Linked DNA regions of Mus musculus: regions 2, 3 and 4 are each linked to region 1. A link is a loop called in an ENCODE intact Hi-C map of the cell type or tissue named here. Cell type or tissue: heart. All regions are shown on one strand. Region 1 overlaps Gm35111 (a long non-coding RNA gene). Region 2 holds the start of Xrcc4 (X-ray repair complementing defective repair in Chinese hamster cells 4). Region 3 overlaps Vcan (versican). Region 4 has its middle 64 kb from the start of Atp6ap1l.

Region 1 (5,000 bases):
CTGGGGAACAATAGAATCCAGGGGCAAGAACTCACAGTGGGTCTTTGAATTATTCATGAGATCATACATGCCATTCACATCTGTATGTTTAAAAAAAGCCAAGAGAGTGTAATAGCACATTAGTAATGTAAATTAGAAAAAGACATATTTTATTTTGGTTTAGTGAAGATTTTCCTAAGTAAACCCAAATAGCATCCTTACTAGACATGTGCCAAAGATCTTTTATTCTTCACTGTTGCTAGGATGCGTTTTTTTCTGGACCAAGTCATCATTTAGGGGATCACTGATTGGATCACTCTCAGACATAATATGATACATACACAAACAAGGGTACACATTGTTTATGAATATACTCAAAACCACAGGAATGAGAAATCAAGAAAAAATAAGGCAAATATTAAAATCTACCACTGGGGAGTTTTATCCTATCATTGCAGTTTTATTATTGTCTGAATTTACATAAAAGCAAAAACTCGTGGAAGAAAATTGCCTCACAACCCCAGATTCTATTTTATTCAACAAACACAAGCTGAGGGGTAAGGAAAGATGACAAGGAGATACTCAGAAAACCATGGTTAACACATCCTCATATCAGACAGTACCAAGGCCAACCAAGACTTTCAAAATGTTTTGTAATACAGTAATATACACTCATATACACAAAATAAAAATAATTTTAAAAATACTTTACAGGATAATTTTGGTTGTACATGATATTTCTAATATATACTAACTTTAGGTCTTGTCTTACTCCACTGAATTCTTGAAGGATAAAGGAAAGTTAAAAATTTAGACATTTAATGTTTTGGGCTTATAAACATAAGAACAAAAGAACAAAAACATCTCTGTCTGATACAGCATCCCTTTTCCTGATCTTTTAGTCCATCTTTCGTCACTTCTACCATCACTAGGAGGCTCACTATTTAAAGGGCCCAGTCCTGGTCACTAAACAAAAGCAACAGATCAACCCAAAGAACTAGAGTGTCTTCTTTGGTGAGAGGAAATGCTATTTGAGAAAAGTAGCAAACAAAGGAAATCTCTGACAAATGAGTCATGAGAGGGAAAGGAGTCTCCCAGCACGGGGTGTTCTTGTGGCTCCGTTATTATTAATTGTGAGGACACGCTTACTCATGTCTTGTTCACTCTTGCCTCTACCATCACTGAGCTCATGTTACATTTATCCTAATGAACCAAGCCCACCAGAGATACACTGTGCACCACTTTAACGTGAACAGATTAGTCAGAGGAATTTTTATTTTGTTGGTCAGACTGGTCATCTCTGGGGACTTCTTGCTTTAGCTATCATTGTTTAGACTTTGAAATAAATGTGCAATGTATTTTCTAAGCCTATGACTAAGATTTAGAAAAAGTAGTATAAATTTCATATTGCTCAAATTATGAAATCTATCTACACTTCATTTTTATAAGGCACATGAAGACTGTGCTTGGTTTAAACAATTTCTTCTGACCACAGTAAGCTCTTGTGATGACCTTAACACGCACATCATAACTCACAGTTTGCAAGTGGGAACCAATGCTTCAGGTTGAGATGCTTGCAGAGAGGGATTTTTGCATTCTCTAAAGCATAAAAGTAAGCACAAAGCAAAGAGTAGCTGAGATGATTGGATGTTTGTGACACTGAGCCTTGAGGTGCTCAGATTTGGTGAAAATATTCTTCTAGTTGTGTCTGGGAGGTCAGTTCTGGATGAAATTAACATTTGGATCTGTAGACCCCCAAAAGCAATAAAGCAGTCTTCAGAGAAGATTCATCTGGCCTACTGAAAGCCTGGATGAATAGGTGAGCAAAAAGAACTCCAGAGCTCCATCTGTAAGCTGCAGCATCAGTTGCGTCTCTTAGACTCTGACTCAGACATGATATTATATCCTGAGCTCTCATGGGTTTTAGGGCTTTACACTCAGATGTGAAACCACGTCACTGTCTCCAGTCTGCAGACTCTAGGTTTGTTTGTTTTTTGTTTTGATTTTGTTTTTGTCCATTTATAAGAAAATGTCTTCCTTGGAAGCCCACGCTATTTTCAAAGTTTTGGTAATCCTCTTGCCTTGGCTTCCCAAATGCACAGATTACTGAAATGTGGCATTACATTTGTCTTTAACTACAGATCTGAAACCTCTCAGACTGCAGAATTGCACGCAACAAGCCTCTTTGACAAATCGACTGCTATGTATATCTTGTTGTCTCCATGTCTGTGGAGAAGCTGGACTAGCACAGAACATATGGAAAATAGGATAATCTTCTACATAGATATTTTCAAAGAATAGCAAGAAGCCAGTTGTGGCTATCAACCAATGTTTTAACAATACATATGCTCAGTGTTCAGATTGGAAATTTTATGTGACTTTCTACTACATCCTAAACTCCTTGGGAGGGCTGAGGAGTCTGAGGTGGTATGGGGCAAGTCCAGGAGGAAGAATATTAACCTTGTTCCTAAGACAGTCCACTTTATACAGCTTATATTCTCAAGTCCTTTAGTGCTTGATGACCACACTGAAGAAAATGAAATAAAAGCAGGATATCAGATGCAAACTAGCATTATGTATCTGACTTGCACCGCAGTGACAATGTCTACTGTATTTTCTATTCCTGTACAGAAGATGTTACTGGTCAAGAAATACCCCTTTTCTAATATTAATTTAGTCTGATAGTATTAATTTCTGATAACATATTAATTAATTCATTCAAGTTAATAACGACATGTTATTCACTATTTTCATTGCCTTTTGTTGGTTTACTTTTCCTTAAGCTTTACTTAAAGTGGCGCTGTCCTTACATGTTCCAAGCACAGAGTAAAATAGATGTATCACACAAACTACAATCTCTGTTGCTTGCTCCGTAGAGTGCCACAATTTTTTTCAACTGTAGGCTTCTATTTCTATAATGCTTATATCAGACACAAGGGAGCAAATTCTTGTTCTTGGGTGGGGGGCAGGGGTTGAATAAAGGTCTAGGTTAGCCTGCCCTCTAGTGTGGCTTACTGATTTCTGGGGAGAGAAAAAAAATGCAGCATGTCCTAGAAGCTGATTGTGCAATTCTGTTGGGTTGGCAACCTGCCATCAGCACCAGAACACTGCACAACTTCCTCCTCTTTGGGAGCTACAGGCTTCAAGCATTAGGTCACATTTGTAACCCAGTTTTGAGCAGAAACACACTCTAGACACACCCTATGCCTGCCTAAGCCAGTGTCACATGGTTATCCTTGACTGTGGCTTTTGTCATTTCCTCCCATTTAATGATAACACACAATGAAACTAAATAAAGGGACAGACTTCTTACTACAGGAACTCGGGGATTTACAGAGTGCTTCTGAGGGGAATTTGGTCTCAGAAATGGTACTGGTTTAGGCTGATCTCTCTGAAGCAGTCTGCCTATGTGTCTCCTTGGCTGGCCCTTCTGAATGTGAGGCTACAGCCAAATGGCTCTGAGGCTGCACTCCAGGATCCATGTTACCACACCAGAAGCATCTTTGAGATTTGGTTTTACTTCTTCGTTCAAATTCTGCTCAAAATTAAACTGCCTTGGAGGATAGTGTTTAAAATTTTTTGATTTATATTTAGCTACACAAAATGAGCTCCCTTTAAAAAATGAAAAACTAATTGCTATATTTGCTTAAACCTAGAAGTGCCCTGGTTATAGATCAACTCTGAAGTTATTTTAAACATGTTACTGCAATGCTAAATTTCAAACGCTTTTTCAGGATTTTGTGCATATGTTCAGTTGGGATGCTCAGAATTCCTGGCTGATGGGAATTTAACCAGTGCCTGCCTGTTCTTCCTAACCCACATACATAACATACATAACATACATGTTCTGGACTCATTTGTCTAAGAAGTGAGAGTCTTCCATTTTTAAGCACTCATAATTTAAAGAAAGTCTAGATGTTAGCCTTTACAATAATAACAAATAGAGCAATAATCTTTAAAACCACCCATAGATGTAAAATATTTTGTATGTATGTATGTGTGTGCATATATATATATTCTACAAAATATGCCTTCTTTCTGTTCTCAAATCATTAGTCTACTAAGGCTGCATGCAAGGACTAAAGTGACATAACAGCCTCTGGAGAGCACCACCATTCATCTTGGGCATCGGCATTTCCTTAAGATGAGTTCTGTCATAGTAGGCATATGGATATAATTGTGTTGTCCATTTCTTCTTGTCTGGCAGTAATACAACCAAAGCAAATATAAAGACTTGAGGGTTTAAGAATCACAATCAGATGAGTGGAAAGGAATTGAAGAGAGACAACACAAAGCAACAGACTCCTAGGCGACAAGATATACCTGTATGGCAGTTGTCCTCCATTCTGGAGCCTTCATTGTGTCATTTGTGATAAGCATGGCATGGACCAAGTGTAATCAGAGGTATCTGATTTTCATCCCCAAACTGCCTGTTCTAATTGTATCTGTCCCATTCTCACCACATCTGTGTGTTTCCATATATTTTAGATACAAAATATAACAGATTAAAGTTTGCCAGTGCAGGCACAATGTTACCCAAACACCATGTTCTCACTGGCTCTGGTTCCCATTCTAATCCACACCCTTGGCATGTTTGCCATTTGCTGTATTGATTTTTCAGCTTGTGTTCTTTGCTCAAGTCTCTGAAAGACATCATAAATGTAATCACTGTCATGAAGAGGAAAATGAAACACTGCAGACCTTGTGATTGGTGCATTGCATGTTTTTGTCACAGCATCTCAAATACACGTGAGATTCACTGATTCCCTATCAGTGGCTCCCTTTTGCCCCTCTAGTTTGCTGACATGTGATTTTCCAAGTCATTTTTAGAAATCTGAAACCTGTTAGAGATTGCAGATGCTAGGCTCTGCATGGCTGCTATCGTTTTGGCAGAGTCTGCTCTTTCAAGACAACAAAGGCAACACATAAAAATCTGCCTTCTCTGACTCTGTCCTTAAAGTCTCTGTGGATGCAGGACACTTAAAACACTTCTAGACATCCAGGTCTAGACTGGACCTTTT
Region 2 (5,000 bases), 430 kb before region 1:
TCGAATGGCTGAGAAGTACCTGAAAAAATGTTCAACATCCTTAATTATCAGGGAAATGCAAATCAAAACAACCCTGAGATTCCACCTCACACCAGTCAGAATGGCTAAGATCAAAAATTCAGGTGACAGCAGATGCTGGTGAGGTTGTGGAGAAAGAGGAACAATTCTCCATTGCTGGTGGGATTGCAAGCTTGTATAACCACTCTGGAAATCAGTCTGGCAGTTCCTCAGAAAATTGGACATTGTACTACCGGAGGATCCCGCAATACCTCTCCTGGGCATGTTCCAACTGGAGCTGAGAGGAAAGGATGGACCATCCAGACACTGCCCCACCCAGCCGTCCATCCCATTATCAGCCACCAAATGCAGACACTATTGTACAGGGGAAACACCAGGGCCAAGAAGTGGGAGTTGGTGGATAGGAAAGCGGGGTGAGGGGTGAGGGTATATGGGACTTTCAGGATAGCATTTGAAATGTAAATGAAGTAAATACCTAATAAAAAATTGGAGGAAAAAAAAGAAACCTCAAATAATATCAGTATCAGAAATCAAAAACAAATGGGAAATGTAGAGAAAGTGGCCTGGCTGCATAAGAAACTAAATGAATTTTAAACTTTTTATTGTATAAATAGCATCTAACAATCAAACAATTTTCCATCATTAGCCCTCCACTCAAGGATGAAAATTCAATGTTCACTATAATGCTTACAATGTATCAAACAGGTTTTAATTATTTATATGTATTATGGCCTAATTTATATGTAACTATGGCCTAAGCTCAATGCACTCTTACAAAAACTATAAATTTCTCATTTTATATACAACTCTGGATTTTATGAAATGAAAATTGAAAATATTCTTCCACATTCAGAGAAGACAATAATGTCTGCATAATTGAATAACACAGTCAAGATCTTTTCTTAACAGTAAATTAACCCATGATGATTAGAAATGAAAATCACAGCAGAGCTACTAGAAGTGGAAATAAAGAAAAGGAATTTAACATGGTGATTACCATTCACTTGCAACAAAAAACACAATCAAGGATTTTGTGTGCCGAATCGCCATGCAGCTTCCCCACAGGTCACACTGGTATATTAATTTTGCTATTTTACATGGATATAATAAATTTTTTATATATGTATATGTATACACACACACACACACGTTCAACTCTACCTCCTGACACTATGTACTTCTATGGATAACTTAAGAATTGAAAAGTGTTGCCAGCAGTGGTGGTGCACGCCTTTAATCCCAGCACTTGGGAGGTACAGGCAGATGGATTTCTGAGTTCGAGGTCAGCCTGGTCTACAGAATGAGTTCTAGGACAGTCAGGGCTATACAGAGAAACCCTGTCTCGAAAAACAAAACAAAACAAAAACAAAGAACTGAAAAGTGTTAATTGCCTCTATTCTAAAGTTGAGATATATAAGAAACTATGGCCTAAATTGCCCATAAATACAACAAACCAATTACCATCTTAAACAACCTTAGCCTCTTTACTAGAGCCTGGACCAGAACCTCATACAGAAACATCAACCTGAAGTGTCAAACAGTAGGACCTAGCAATCTTTATATGAATAGAGTCAGTTATAACATCTACCAACACTTTCACTACTGTAAAACCCAAACTTACTGAGCTCAGAACATATTTTCTACGTCTACATTTGAAACATTCATGGTTAGTCAACTTAAATAGTAAGTATAACACAAAGCAATTTTGAGACTATTCAATGACAATCACTTCTCCTATTGGCCTAATCCCCAGTCCCCCATTCAAATACTCAAAGAAATCCCTTGTCCTGCAGTCTCCTGATACCACTAAGATGCAGATTCTGAACTTGAGTATTTGATCAACAGGTTTAGCAGTTGGGTATAACTGATTTTAAAAATGTAGTAATAATTTCAAATAAAATCTTGGATGACAATGCAGTAATAAACACAATCACATATAGCATAGCACTAGGTAAAAGTACTGTGTTGCCATAAGTACTAGATTCTCATGATTCAGCTAAATAATGGTTAGAAATTAACATATCACATCAGTTTCCTTCACTAAAGCTTTCTATACTTCTTCTAGGTCATTAAGTTAAAGAATGGGTAACATTCTGAATAAATACTAGAGCCATACTGACTAAAGGAAAAAAACAATTATTTAAACACACAGGATTTCCATAATTTTGATACACTTGGAAGAGTGGGGAAAGTGCCCGACTTCAGAATCATTCCAAGAATGTATATAAAATTGAACACATCAGATTACATCTTCCCCGTATCTACAAAACTCATAAAGAGAACTAGAGGTGAAATCGTTTCTCACCCACTGGTTTTATACTAGCCAAATAATCCCCTCGGGAATGGGCCGTTCCTTTCCAGTAGCTACCACAGAGTTCTTTCCCTCTCCCCACGGCCTAGAACGTCTAAGCCCCGGATGTAGAGTGTGCAAACAAGGAGGGGGCCAGCCAAGGCCAGCATTGGCTGGCGGGAGGGGCTGGTGGGTCATCACACTGGACGCAGCCTTTTAAATCCAAGTCTCCACCACAGAGCAGCTCAGCACAGTTCCAAGGAGTCCCTCACGACTGAAAATTCCACGTGACACAGAAAGAGACACTTAGGAAGGAGCCCAACAGGTGCTCACATTGGGAAAACCTTACATCTACAAAAGGCTCAGGGGGTCACAGACAGGGTAAAAAGCACGCACTGCGCAGCTTTAAAGCTAAAATCAGGGACTACAGGAGGTTGACATAGAAAGGGGGGAAAAAATGCATTGCTTCTGGAAAGACACCACAGCCACTTCCGGGCCCTACCTCTCAGTACTCCACTTCCGGTCTTCTAAAAATTGTGGACGCCAGAGATAAACCGATGCGCCCAATGAGAGAATCCGCTAATACCGTGGTTTGCGAGTCGTCGGCCAAGTCCCACCTCTTCCGGTAACAGAAGCCTATCACGGAGTCTGAATGGTGCGGCATGGGCGGAGGCGCCGCGATAGGTCCAACCGGACCGCTGGAGCGAGCGGGAAGCACAGCGGGCCTGCATCCTCTTCCGCCCCGGCCCGGAAGGGTGATGTGGCTGGACCAGCACCGGCCTCACTATGGTAAGAACCTGGGCTTCCTGGCCGCGGTTGAGTTTCTCGGCGGGGCCGCGGCTCGTGCGGGGCGGCGGGGATGGTGCGGGCGCTGTGGGGCGCGGGAGCCCTGGCGCTAGCGTGATTCTCCGGGGATCCGAGGGTGCACAGGCTGGGAGTCATGCGGCCGCGATGCACATCCCGGAGCATCAGGCCAACAGTCCTAGGAAGAACCCGGGTGGTGGACTCGGCCCCTCGCCAAGAGGCCGACTTGCTGCGTTGTTTAGTGTGGAATTACGGTGGCATTCCACTAAGCCGATTGCCATCTGCTACAAATATCTGGACGGATATACACTTTCAAACGCTGGAGTCTCAGTCTCCCCCTTTCCCCTTTCTTTTATGTGTTCCCTGTGTCACCCAACCTGCATCTTTCTGCAGTAATTAATGGATTGCCGGTTTTCTTAACACTAGATACTACTGCTTCCGTTTTACCTGTGGAATCAATGGCGAGATAGGGCCCCTCCCTCATCGTTTTTTCAATTCTAAAGACACTTCTTTGCAAACGAATGTTTTTAATGATTTTAGTTACTGTCTCGAAGGAACTTGAGCCTTACTCGCAGACCACCACTCACTTTGGGAGTTCCTATGCGTGTTATTATTGATTGTTTAATAGTTTAAACCTCAGAAAACCTTACACTATAAATCACAAATAGCAACAACAACAAAGGTCAGGACAAGGAACAGAAAGCCCCTGAGTAAAGTAAACATTAGTAATTAACTTTTAAAGATCTATGAATGCATCTTTTCAGTAGTCTGGTAAATGCAGGAATCTCCCTTCACTATCACTTCAGTGGGTTTAGAAGCCATTTATAACTATATTTCTAGAGAAAGCTTGTTGTGTTATCATCTCAAAATCAGCCAGGACTCTCCCACCCCCACTAGACCTCAAATTCTACGATTAGAAGATACTGAATTTGAGTCCATTAAAGCCTTTTTTTTTTTTTTTACTTCGTACTGCAGATAGTATATTCTTGGTCAAAAGGATGTTAATAAACAGTTACAGAACTTGAAAAGTTGCTTTCTTGCCTATTTACCGAGAAACAAGTAGAATGACTTTGCTCTTAGTCAAAGGTACATTTTACATCCTCTCCTACTTAGATAAAATCAAGATAATTTAAGATGTACAGTATTTTAACTTTTTCCAAAAACAAGCTTTTGTTTACTAGTACTTGATGTGTAGAAGATGTAGTTTCTAAGCATTGTCTTGCTTTAAATTCCTGACTTCTGAGATATTTCCAGGTAAAGGAAGAGAAAAGTAGGGAGCCTGAGTTGTCTAGGATCGGGTACCTAGTAAGTAAAGCCAGGCCTCAGATTTATCTAATGACTCTATGGAGTGGTAACAAGAAAAGTGACTGGTGTGTTCATGAAGATATGCAGTTTTCTGCTCCAGATTTTTTTAACTTATGATTTGTTGAATATATGGGTGTGTAACTGGAATTGGAGGGTTGAAGGGTGAATTATATGTATCCCTATATTTGTAGAATGGCTTTGGAAGGATGTGTGATAGTATTAAATCTGTATGTTTTACTTTTTTAAGTGTTGTGAGAAAAAAAAAAGTGTATGCAATGAATGTTTTATTAGAGATGTTACTGGTCATAAGTTACACATGTTAAATATTAAGTGTAATGTCCAAAAATAATATTGGTTATAAATAACATAGAAGGTAAAGATTAAACTTAGCAGCTCCGTTTGTCTTTATATTCTGGTCCTTGGTCAAGTGTGCCATTAATCACAGAGGAAATCCAAGAAAGGTTTGTGAGAGAAAAGTAAAATGGTAAATTTTTTTACCATAATTCTTATTGTATTAGCAATAAAAATGACAGTACAAAAGAATATGTCTCTATAGTTTGACCTTATGAAAGCATTCCATGAA
Region 3 (5,000 bases), 850 kb before region 1:
CTCCACCTGTCTCAGTCAGCATGGCAGGTGGGCTGACTGACAGGGTTGGATGGGAGGCAGAGTTAGCTTTGAGCAATTTTCAATAATGGATTACAAGGGGAATCTTGTCGTGCATAACCATATATGGAGTCTAGAGGGTCAAATACCCATTTATACCTAGTACATGATATTTCATCTTTTAAAATATGTGACACATGATCATCATCAATGATATCAAAATCTCAGCAATTAATCAGTGTCCCAGTCATGAACAATCCAACCCAAGCAATGTACTTTACTTAATTCACCTTTCCATACACAAAAACAAATAACTGCCTCTTTACAAAGGACTATTAAAACCTTTTTGTAGACTTATGTAAGACTTAGGAATAAGCAAGAAGTTTCCTCTATTCCTTAAAAGGGGAGGGGGAGTAGGTTTGGGTTCTGCTTTAAGTCCTGCTTTCATTAGAAGAAAGAATACAAGGTTATCTATCAGGCATTAACTGTTGCTGCATTGATTGGCACAAATAAAGACCAATTAACTCTGGGGAACTGTGTGAATGTCTGGGTAGCAAGGAGGACCAGACAGGTGTAAGAGAGGCTCTTAAGCATAAGCTGGTTCACCTTCTCCCAATGCACTACTTCAAAATAATATTTGTGTTTTTTGGTTTTGTTTTGTCTTGTTGTTCTTTGACTTTTTAGATTTTCAGTGTTTTTTTTTTTTTTTTTTGGTGTGTTTTTTGTCTTTGTTTTTGTTTTGGGGTTTGTTTTTGTGAGGTTGTCGTATGTATACACTAGAATTTCTGAAAGAAGTCAAAAGAAGCACAAGGAGCTCGATGTGGTGGCGCACGCCTTTAGTCCCAGCACTCGGGAGGCAGAGGCAGGCGGATTTCTGAGTTTGAGGCCAGCCTGGTCTACAAAGTGAGTTCCAGGACAGCCAGGGCTACACAGAGAAACCCTGTCTCAAAAAAAAAAAAAAAAGAAGAAGCACAAGGTAGAGTGTCTGGGAGGAGTTGGGAAGCAGGAATATGATCTACAAGTACTATCTCCATGTGTAAATTTACCAGAAAATATATAAAAATATTTCAAGTGAATTTAGGAAATGAGTGGGCATGAATATGATCAAAACATGTTGTATAAAATTCTCAAAGCGTTAATAAAGCATTTATTTTTAAAGTGGCAGTAAGTAGTCTAATATATTATCTTTAAGATAGGTGAATTTCAATCGGAATATCAGAACTCTTAGGACACAAGGTGAAGGAATTCATAGAATTTTTAAATGTTCAATATGAGGCTAGAGAGATGGGTCAGTACTTAAGACTACCTGTTGCTCTTAGAGCTGACCCAGGTTTGGTTCCCAGCACCCACTTGGTAAACAAGGAGATCAAATATCATCTTTTGTCTTCCTATTCTGAACTCTGCAGGGAGTAGGCATGCATTTGATGGATGTGAGGATGTCTTTATTCGAACAGACTTGTGTAACAGATTAATTCTGCTTAAATCTATTAGAGATGAACCACAATGGCCAGAAGAGCAGTCAAACATATTCCCCAGTGAGGTGGGAAGTCTGAGATGTCTATTATGCAGACATCCTTGAAAACCAATTGCACACTTTGTAAATGTTGGCCTCTCTTCCTGGACAGCTAACAATTGTGTTTCTGGGTATCTCACATATCACTGGCATTGTAAATCTTGAATCTGTGACTGTCAGGTCCCTTTTGTATTGTCTCTGTATCCAACCAGATATTTAGCTATAATTCTTCAGCTCAGATGTCATCATGTTTTATACTTTAAAATTCACAATACTTTGGATTTCCTGGAGTAGCTAATTGAATACTATGTTTTGGAACTATTTTGATGGTGCTAAAAACATTTAAATATCATACATACCCTATTGATAAAAGTAACTTGACACCTTTTCAGGGATAATTTTGGGAGAAATTGATTAAATTTTCAACTTTAATTTTTATTTATATTCCATAAAAAATTCAATCACAGCTCTTCGTCTTCCTTTTTGCTCCAAACACAGATAATTTAATTTACAGAAGAAAAGTTTGTATACTAAACTACAGAAATCTTCTTGGTTCACCTGCCAAGAAGAAAAGTCAAGGAAGTGACCTGTTGGCTTCTATTACAGTGTGTAAAAGTGAAGGTTCAAGAAAGAACGGGGCTAATTTTAACCTTAACTGCCAGGATTTTATGAAGCTTAAGGTACCTGTTAGTTTCCTACTGTGCTTGCAAATCATCTCATTTTGCATTTAACTATTGGGCTTACAATATTATACATTTCAAAGCTATACGAACCTAAACAACACCCCTGCAGACACTAGTGCTGTTCATATAAAAATACAAAGCATAATGTGACCACCAGGTGGTGACATAGACTGCTCAATATGGTAGTACTTTGAGTGCCAGCACAGGATATAGAATCACAATTATTAACTCCACCTGCAGAATAAAAATTAAAGTGTCATCTGTGGCATGTCCTCCTCTGTGGCATGTCCTCCACTGTGGCATGACCTCCACTGTGGCATGTGCTCCTAGTTTTGTGATTTTTTTACAAATAGATAGGCTATATTTTCTAGTTCCATCCTATTCTGCTATTGACTATTACAGCTCTCATCTGACTTTTCTACCTAAGACGAGCACTACAAAAGCTTGTTTTTTCATGTTTCTATGAATAGCATCTAATGATTTACATCAACAGTGACAGTTCATCAGACACGGTATAATCATGTCTGGTAGATCTACTCAATATCTTTAGAGTAGGACCAATAAATAATTATGCCCCAGTGCACAAAAATCAAATGCATGCTGTATGAATCTGCAAAGTTACATTCTGAAAATATCACACCTATACTACAAGCTGACTTGTGTAAACTCTTTTTTTTTTTTCCACCTGGGACCCATTAAACCACTATTGGACTCTGAGAGCCACAAAGCCCTAATATAGCCCATGTCACCAAGGCCAAGAAGACTATCTCCAGAGAATACAAGCAAGTTGCATATACAAAAATACTTTATCAAGAGCCTGTGTACCCACCTAGAACACACACACACACACACACACACACACACACACACACACACACAGGAGCATACATCCACACAAGCACACACATGGACATGCATACACACACTGATAGCAGTTAGCTTGCCACTAGGTAATCACTTGAGTCAACTGTATGTTCCAGAATACAGAACAAATCGTTATCTGAAGAAAACAAAGGCCATGGGAGCTTCTTATTACAAAACTCAAAACATCTTTCCTTCCTGGGTAGCTCTAGTACACAATAGTCATTAGTTTGTAGCCTGCAGGGGACACATTTAACTGTTCTCCTTGAGTGAGGCAAATGCCGTCCCTGCAAGGTAGATCTCAGGCTCTCCTAATCCATGCTCTCTGGTCTGGGTCCTGATTTATTTACATTTTACAGGAGGTTATGGTTTTTCTGTTATCATTAGTTGAGCCCACAACCGAAGAAGAAAAGAGCAGCTTTGTTTCAAAGGAGAAAGAGACGTTTGTTCAGGCATCACTACCCACTGGAAGCCTGCAGTTGGATTCTACCAAACTCAGTATACTGAAGGGAAGGAAAATTAACGTGGGGTCTCTGGATAGCTGTTAAAGCGGCAACGTGCCCATTATTTTCCTAGCTGGCAGAGTTCTGTGCAGGGGAGACAATCTGGCCACTCTTGAGTACAGCACTAATCTTGTGAAATGCTGTGAGCTCACTAACTGACAAAGCAATAATTATCAACAGTCTTTCCAGAGGGATGTAAGTTACTCCCACTGTGAGACAGGGGCCCCAAGCAGAGCCTCTAGGAGCAACATGCACTTAATCCACGCAAAGCACTGTGCCAGTGGGCGCCTCCACTCAAGCTTGTTTGCACAAGTCGTCAGTCATGAAATGCTAAGGAACCAAATGCCAGAGAAAGTGCCAAAAACCATTCAACTTCATTTTCTTTGCTTTTTCCATGGTTGTGCATTGCCTTAAACTAATTAGCAGTTAAATTTAAACATGTGCACATGATTCTAAAGTTTCATGAAGCAGTGCTAAGGGGCCTCCTGCATTCATTAAGTTTTCTTCACTTGCAGGGTAAACTTGTCAATTACAAGATGATTTTCCAGTGGTGGCAAACACTGTACTTCAGCAATTTAAACCCATCATTAGACATCTAAGCAACAAGAGCAAAAGGTATAGACAAGAGTTTTATGTTCTAGGACTACACAGTGACTCATAACATCCTGAATGTAAGTTCAGAAGAAACAGCTGTTGATTCCAATCAAATTAAACCACAACAGAAGTAAAATTTTTCATTAACAACGTAGTGGTCTTTAGCAGAAAGAAATCTAAAGTCTTCTATTCATGAATAATAGGCTGAGGAAAGAGCATATGTTTTTCTTGGCTTTGGGGCTAATATAACGAAGCCCGCAAAGTTTAACATAATTAAATTAATACTGACATGCAGTGTGACTTGTTCACAAAGTGAACAAAAAATGTGGCTCTTGGCTTGGAAGTAAAACCACATCACAGATGAAGCATCTACAAGTATCTCAAAGAAAGCCGTCTAAGACTTCCCAGGTTCTTAAAGACTTCAAGGTTCTGTTGTGGGAGATAATTTTTAAAATGTTGTTAAATCTAACTGACACACAAAATACATGTTGTACAATATAGTATGATATTTCAATACCAATGTGCTGAAATGATACCATTAGAGTAACTGGTCACCTCAAACATTTATCATCTCTTTGTGTGAAAACATTTAAAGTTCTTTCTACTTGATACTTTGAAAAACTTAAGTTTGGAAAAATATATATGTGAGGGTTCTCTTTTGAGTCATTTCCTGCCAAATCAGGGCCACCCCTTCGTTGAGGTTAGAAAGATACAAACAAGTGCAGCCCACGTCTCTGAATTGTTAGCACCTCCAGTTCTCTTTCATTGCCCAAGAAATGTCTTTCGTCTCTGGAAAGAATGGTAATGGTACCTCACTGCAGAAAAAAGAGTAATGGTTTATCAGTTGTG
Region 4 (5,000 bases), 330 kb after region 1:
CAGGCAGCTGCATGCAGACAAACTGAGAAAAAGAACTTCATTTCTCCCGTACTTCTTCCTCTGACATTTTCAAACTGCTTTAACCTAAGATCCAGGTCCTGTTTCCTGCCTGTCTTTGTATCCATGGATCCGTCGTGGAAAGTACAAAGTGGGAGAATTATAATGAATGTTTGGATGATGGATAAGGGCAGGAAAAATAAATGTGCATCAGGAAACAGCACACAGAATTCTTTCGATAAAACTGAAACGTAATCAAAGCAAACCTTTCACACAGCTAATTGCTTGGGCATTAAGAGGGGATTTCATTGTTTCCTGGACTTCAGTGATTTGCTACAGGTAACTAAGAGTAGTCAAAACAATAGATTGTTGAACAATAGATTGTGCACTTATCAGCGTTAACACTATCAAAAATGTCAGGCATGCCCAAAATACATTCACATTAAGTACTCCAGAGGTGTCAGTACCAATGTCCCAGCAAAGTCATTGTCTGGAAAGGGAGGGCTTGACAATACTGAGGGCAGGTGGGGCTTTTGTTTTGTTTCTTTTCTCCCTTGGGTTTTTGTTTCTTTGTTTCTTTGTTTCTTTGTTTGTTTGTTTGTTCCCCTCAAAGCTGGCTCTAATACCCACAGCACTTCCTAAGGGCGTGATGAGGAACACAGAGGTGAGACCTCCAGATTGCTGCAGAGCAGATGCGCTTGGCCTCATGCCCCTGTGCTGCCTCCTCCTTGTCTCCCACTAACCCCAGGACATCATTTATACTAGGATAAAAATGGATATGTATGGGCTGGAGAGATGGCTCAGCAGTTAAGAGCACTGACTGCTCTTCCGAAGGTCCTGTGTTCAAATCCCAGCAAACCACATGGTGGCTCACAATCACCCATAATGAGATCTGATGCCCTCTTCTGGTGTGTCTGAAGACAGCTACAGTGTACTTATTTATAATAATAAATAAATCTTTTTTTTTAAATGGATATGTATGCCAAGTGGTGCTTGGTGTTACTATTCAGGAGGCTGAGGCAGGGGGACTACAAATGCAAGGCCTACCCCAGCTACAGAGGTGGTTCAAAGCCAGCCTGAACAACATATTAAAAAAAAAAAAAAAAAAAAAAAACTGGCTCAAAATAAAATGTTTGGAAAGGAGCTGGGAATGTAGTTCAATTGCTTGCCCAACATCCTAGGTTAATAGTGTACGTTAACATCAGTTCACACACACATATACATATCACACACACACACACACACACACAGAGGAGAGAGAGAGCCTAAATGAATATTACATAAAAAGTTGTTTGTTTGTTTGTTTGTTTTAGTATAGCAATGTTGTTATTATTCTACAAAATATTGGAATTCTTTCTCCCCACCCAACCCCTGTTCCTCCAGGTATATGTATTCATATGCACGCATGTGCTCAAGTGTAGATGATATGTGTATCTCAGGACAACCTTGAGTGTCAGCCTTACCGTCTACCTTGTTTATGATGCGGTCTGTTTGATACTCAGCACTATAGATGACAAGGTAGCTGGACCCACCACCACCCACCCACCCCAAGTTGCCAGGTACTCTCCAAGTATTCTTCAGTCTCTATATCCCGTGTTGCCATAGGAGTACTGGGTTACAGATGGGAGCGTCTATATCCAACTCTACACGGGTTCTGGGAACCCGGACTCGGGGCCTCTCGGTTTTGTAGCAAGCTCTTAACCTACTGAGCCATTTTTTCAGCCAACAGCGAAATTTCTACTCTCAACTCAGCCAGGGACATCTTTTTAAAAACTTACGAAGCCAGTTTCACAGTGTGTAGGTAACTGCGTGCTGTGATAGCTATAGCCATGTTTTAATCTTTGAAACTTAAGACTTTGGCCTTTACTCTTCTGTGACTGTGGGACTGTTCATGTTTAGAAAAATAAGCATTTCCTGCACGGTTGAAACGGGTTATCTAGCCAGCTTCAGACACTGATCAGTGGTTCTCTAGCGACCTCTAGTGATATAATGGGGAACATATTCTGTCAACAGGGAAGTGAAGGGATGTTTGCTGGGTCAATGTGAAGAAGCCCTATAACCTAGGGATTAAGGAACGGTTATAACTTTGAATAAGGGAAAATTTAAGTCTTTCCCTTCTCCGATATTTTGTGCCCTCTCCTCTATCTTCTTTGTCTTGTCTCAATCATGTTTATCTTAAGTACCCTTGAGGGCTCTAGGCCATACTGAGTCCTTGCCTACCCCCATTGCTTTACGGAGCCTAATTGTAGACAAAGCCTTCTTACCCTCAAACAAGACACATTTCTCCAGTGACATCCTGCATCTGGTTTCACAGCAGCATTCCCTCTATTGTTAGTTCCTCGATTCTAAAGTCTTTGTATATCCATTCCAAACCCAAGCAAGGACACGCTGCTACTGTCTTCGTTTTGTCACAGTAACCGCGGGGTACAGTATTTCTTCAGAGGAATTAAGATTGGTTGCTTCCAGTGTTAAATTGTAAGAGCTGGATTCTACCTATTGTTCAGTTTTGGGTTTTTGCTAGTTTGGGGGTGATTTCTCTTTTTCTGAGTTTTTGTATTGTTTTGGTTTGTTGTGGTTTGGTTTGGTTTCTTTTGGTTTGGTTTGGTTTGGTTTGGTTTGGTTTGGTTTGGTTTGGTTTGGTTTGGTTTGGTTTGGCTTGGCTTGGCTTGGTTTGGTTTGGTTTGGTTTGGTTTGGTTTGGTTTGGTTTGGTTGGGCGGGCTTGTGGCAGCAATAGGTAAGATGGGGTGTTCATCATGAACTTCCGGAAGCAGAAAGATCCAGGTTTTCAGTGCATATTAAAAGATGTAGAATCAACAAAGATAAAGGATATCAAACTCTCCACGAAGTTGAGCGATGATCTTTCCCAAGAGAGGAACTTAACCCATAGCTCTGCTCTGCAGACAGTGGATCAGTCAACTCCAACCTGGGTCCTTATGGTATATTGTTGGGTTATAATTTTTATTTCCTCTCACAATGTCCTCACACAACTACTGAACATATATCACATAGGTCTTGTAAATGCCAGGTAGGCAATCCACCACTGAACCACAGCTCCAGTCTACATCTCTTGCTCATTTTTGTACCCTCCTGCCCTGCACGTAGACCCTCTGTTCTCACCTGTGCAGACCAGAGATCCATGTAATAGTTAACTACATGCTCACCAACAGATACTAGAGGAAATCACCCCAAGTTGATCTTCATATATAATGTACACACATTGCAATGTCTCACTGTCCCTCACAAACACATGTTTTTTGCTGTGTTCTTGTTTGTTTTGTTATTGTTGTTGTTGTTGCTGCTGCTGCTGCTGCTGATGATGATGATGATGACGATGATGATGATGATTCTGCTGCTGCTACTGCTGCTGTTTTTGTTTGCTGTTTGTTTTGTTGGTTTGGATCTTTGGGGTTTGGGTTATGGTTTTTGGTTTGTTTGGCTGGTTGGTTGGTTGGTTGGTTGGTTGGTTGGTTGGTTTATGGGGGTTGTTATTTGGTTGGGTTTGTGGTTTTTCTGAGACAAGGTTTCTGTATGTAAGAGCCTTAGTTGTCCTGGAACTGACTTTGTAGACCTCAAATTCACAGAAATCCACCTGCCTCTGCCTCCAGAGTGCTGGGATTAAAAGCATGCACTACCAATTCTGGCCAGCACTTATTGTGTTAATTAAAATAGTAATATATTTTAAAACGTAAGAAAAGCAGAATACACCAACAGAAACAGGGTGGAATTCAAGGATGACATCCTAATATCTTAAGCACATTCCCACTTTGCCTCAAGGTTCTATTCCAAAGCTAAGAACCATCTCTCCAGTGAAATCATCCTCTACCAAGGATCTGAGACTAAGACCTGTCTTCCTTCTGGGGACTGAAAATATGTCAGGCCAATGGTAAACGTGATAAGCCCAGAAGAACCTGGGCTCACAACTGAGTAGCTTCCTTTCATCTGTAGGCACAGAGAATTTCCCAGAAACCCTAACCAAGCAATGGTTGGCCCACAAATAAACACGTACATACTGATGCATGACTGATCACTGGCATGTTGAGTTCCCGTAGTTTGTGGCATCAGAGAGCTTTTCAGTCAAATGTTTACGGGACAAGGAGAAGAAAGCCTTTCCTTTGGTTGCTTTCTTAGCTGACTTAGCTTGGAAGGAGAAGAAACTGATGAGCAGCGCAGCAATGCTCTACAGAATGGTCACAATCAAAGATTAGAGTAAGTAGGTTTTCTGACTCAAGGATTCAGTCTACTTCAGGATGGGGTTTGTTATTAAAGCCCATCATCTGTTGCTCTCTAGAATACTGCATGGAGATTTTCACACCAAGTTTATAAAAGTTTGGTTTTGTATTACTTCCATTTTGCAAAAATCTCAAGTGTATCTGTGTGGAAAGAAAAATTAGCGGTGTTACTTGAACAGCTGGTAGCACACGCCCTTAGGAAATAATCTATATAGTCTTTGCATGTGAGCATGTGTGTGAGTGAGTGTGTATCCTCTCTCCTCTACTCTCTCTCTCTCTCTTCTCTCTCTGTCTCTCCTCACTCTACTTTCTTTATCTCCTCTTTTTCTTTTTCTCCTTCCTCTCTTTTTCTTTCTCCTCTCTTCTCTCCTTTATCCTCTCTCTATATCGCTCTCTGAATTATCTCCCTCTGTCTCTCTGTCTCCCTCTCCTCTTCTTTCTGAATAATCTATAATCTACTGCGGTAGACGGTAACTCTGGTTGTATTGATGTGATGAGGAATAAAAGCTGTTGCATTTGTTCTCAGCTTTCCTAGCACTGTGATCCTTTCATACAGTTCCTTGTGTTGCGCTTACCCACAACCATAAATCATTTTTCATTGCCACTTCTAACTGTAATTTGGCTACTCTTATGAATCACTATGTAAAGTTTTGGAGATAGGGGGGTTGCCACAGGGGTCACGACCCACAGGTTGAGAACCAAAGGGCCAATTAACCTGCTGTGTTCTGTGGGTGCCACTGAGAAGACTTTGGTGTCACTTCAGAGTAACCAGC

What was found. A loop is a pair of places that touch in the nucleus more often than their neighbours do. Peaks named below come from ENCODE experiments on the same cell type or tissue, not always from the same donor. Only the 100,000 strongest peaks of a DNase experiment are listed, where the experiment ranks them.
Region 2: it touches region 1 in a loop (2.1-fold over the local background); 5 of 42 quality-filtered maps call a loop at or near these places.
Region 3: a loop joins it to region 1, with 3 times the contacts of the local background. A loop is called at or near these places in 2 of 42 quality-filtered maps.
Region 4: a loop joins it to region 1, with 3 times the contacts of the local background. A loop is called at or near these places in 2 of 42 quality-filtered maps.

What each region holds. Positions count from the first base shown.
Region 1 is chr13:90,512,944-90,517,943 of GRCm38, forward strand. The region is part of intron 1 of Gm35111 (a long non-coding RNA gene); the gene reads right to left. Among named protein-coding and RNA genes, the nearest start is that of Gm35111, 34 kb to the right of the region's middle. In heart, a CTCF peak has its summit at 2,991; a DNase peak (open chromatin) is centred at 3,088; H3K27ac peaks cover 707 bases.
Region 2 is chr13:90,086,687-90,091,686 of GRCm38, forward strand. It overlaps Xrcc4 (X-ray repair complementing defective repair in Chinese hamster cells 4), which reads right to left and starts at 2,922. Exons shown (of 8, transcript NM_028012.4): 1 at 2,811-2,922. Tmem167 (transmembrane protein 167) reads left to right here and starts at 2,981. Exons shown (of 4, transcript NM_025335.3): 1 at 2,981-3,097. The coding sequence starts at 3,095. In heart, no CTCF peak of the experiment used is centred here; DNase peaks (open chromatin) are centred at 2,435 and 2,935; H3K4me3 peaks cover 2,639 bases; H3K27ac peaks cover 1,943 bases.
Region 3 is chr13:89,665,860-89,670,859 of GRCm38, forward strand. The region is part of intron 12 of Vcan (versican); the gene reads right to left. Among named protein-coding and RNA genes, the nearest start is that of Gm4117, 65 kb to the right of the region's middle. In heart, a CTCF peak has its summit at 2,348 (motif pointing right); no DNase peak of the experiment used is centred here.
Region 4 is chr13:90,839,162-90,844,161 of GRCm38, forward strand. No RefSeq gene overlaps it. Among named protein-coding and RNA genes, the nearest start is that of Atp6ap1l, 64 kb to the right of the region's middle. In heart, a CTCF peak has its summit at 1,975 (motif pointing left); no DNase peak of the experiment used is centred here; H3K27ac peaks cover 1,004 bases.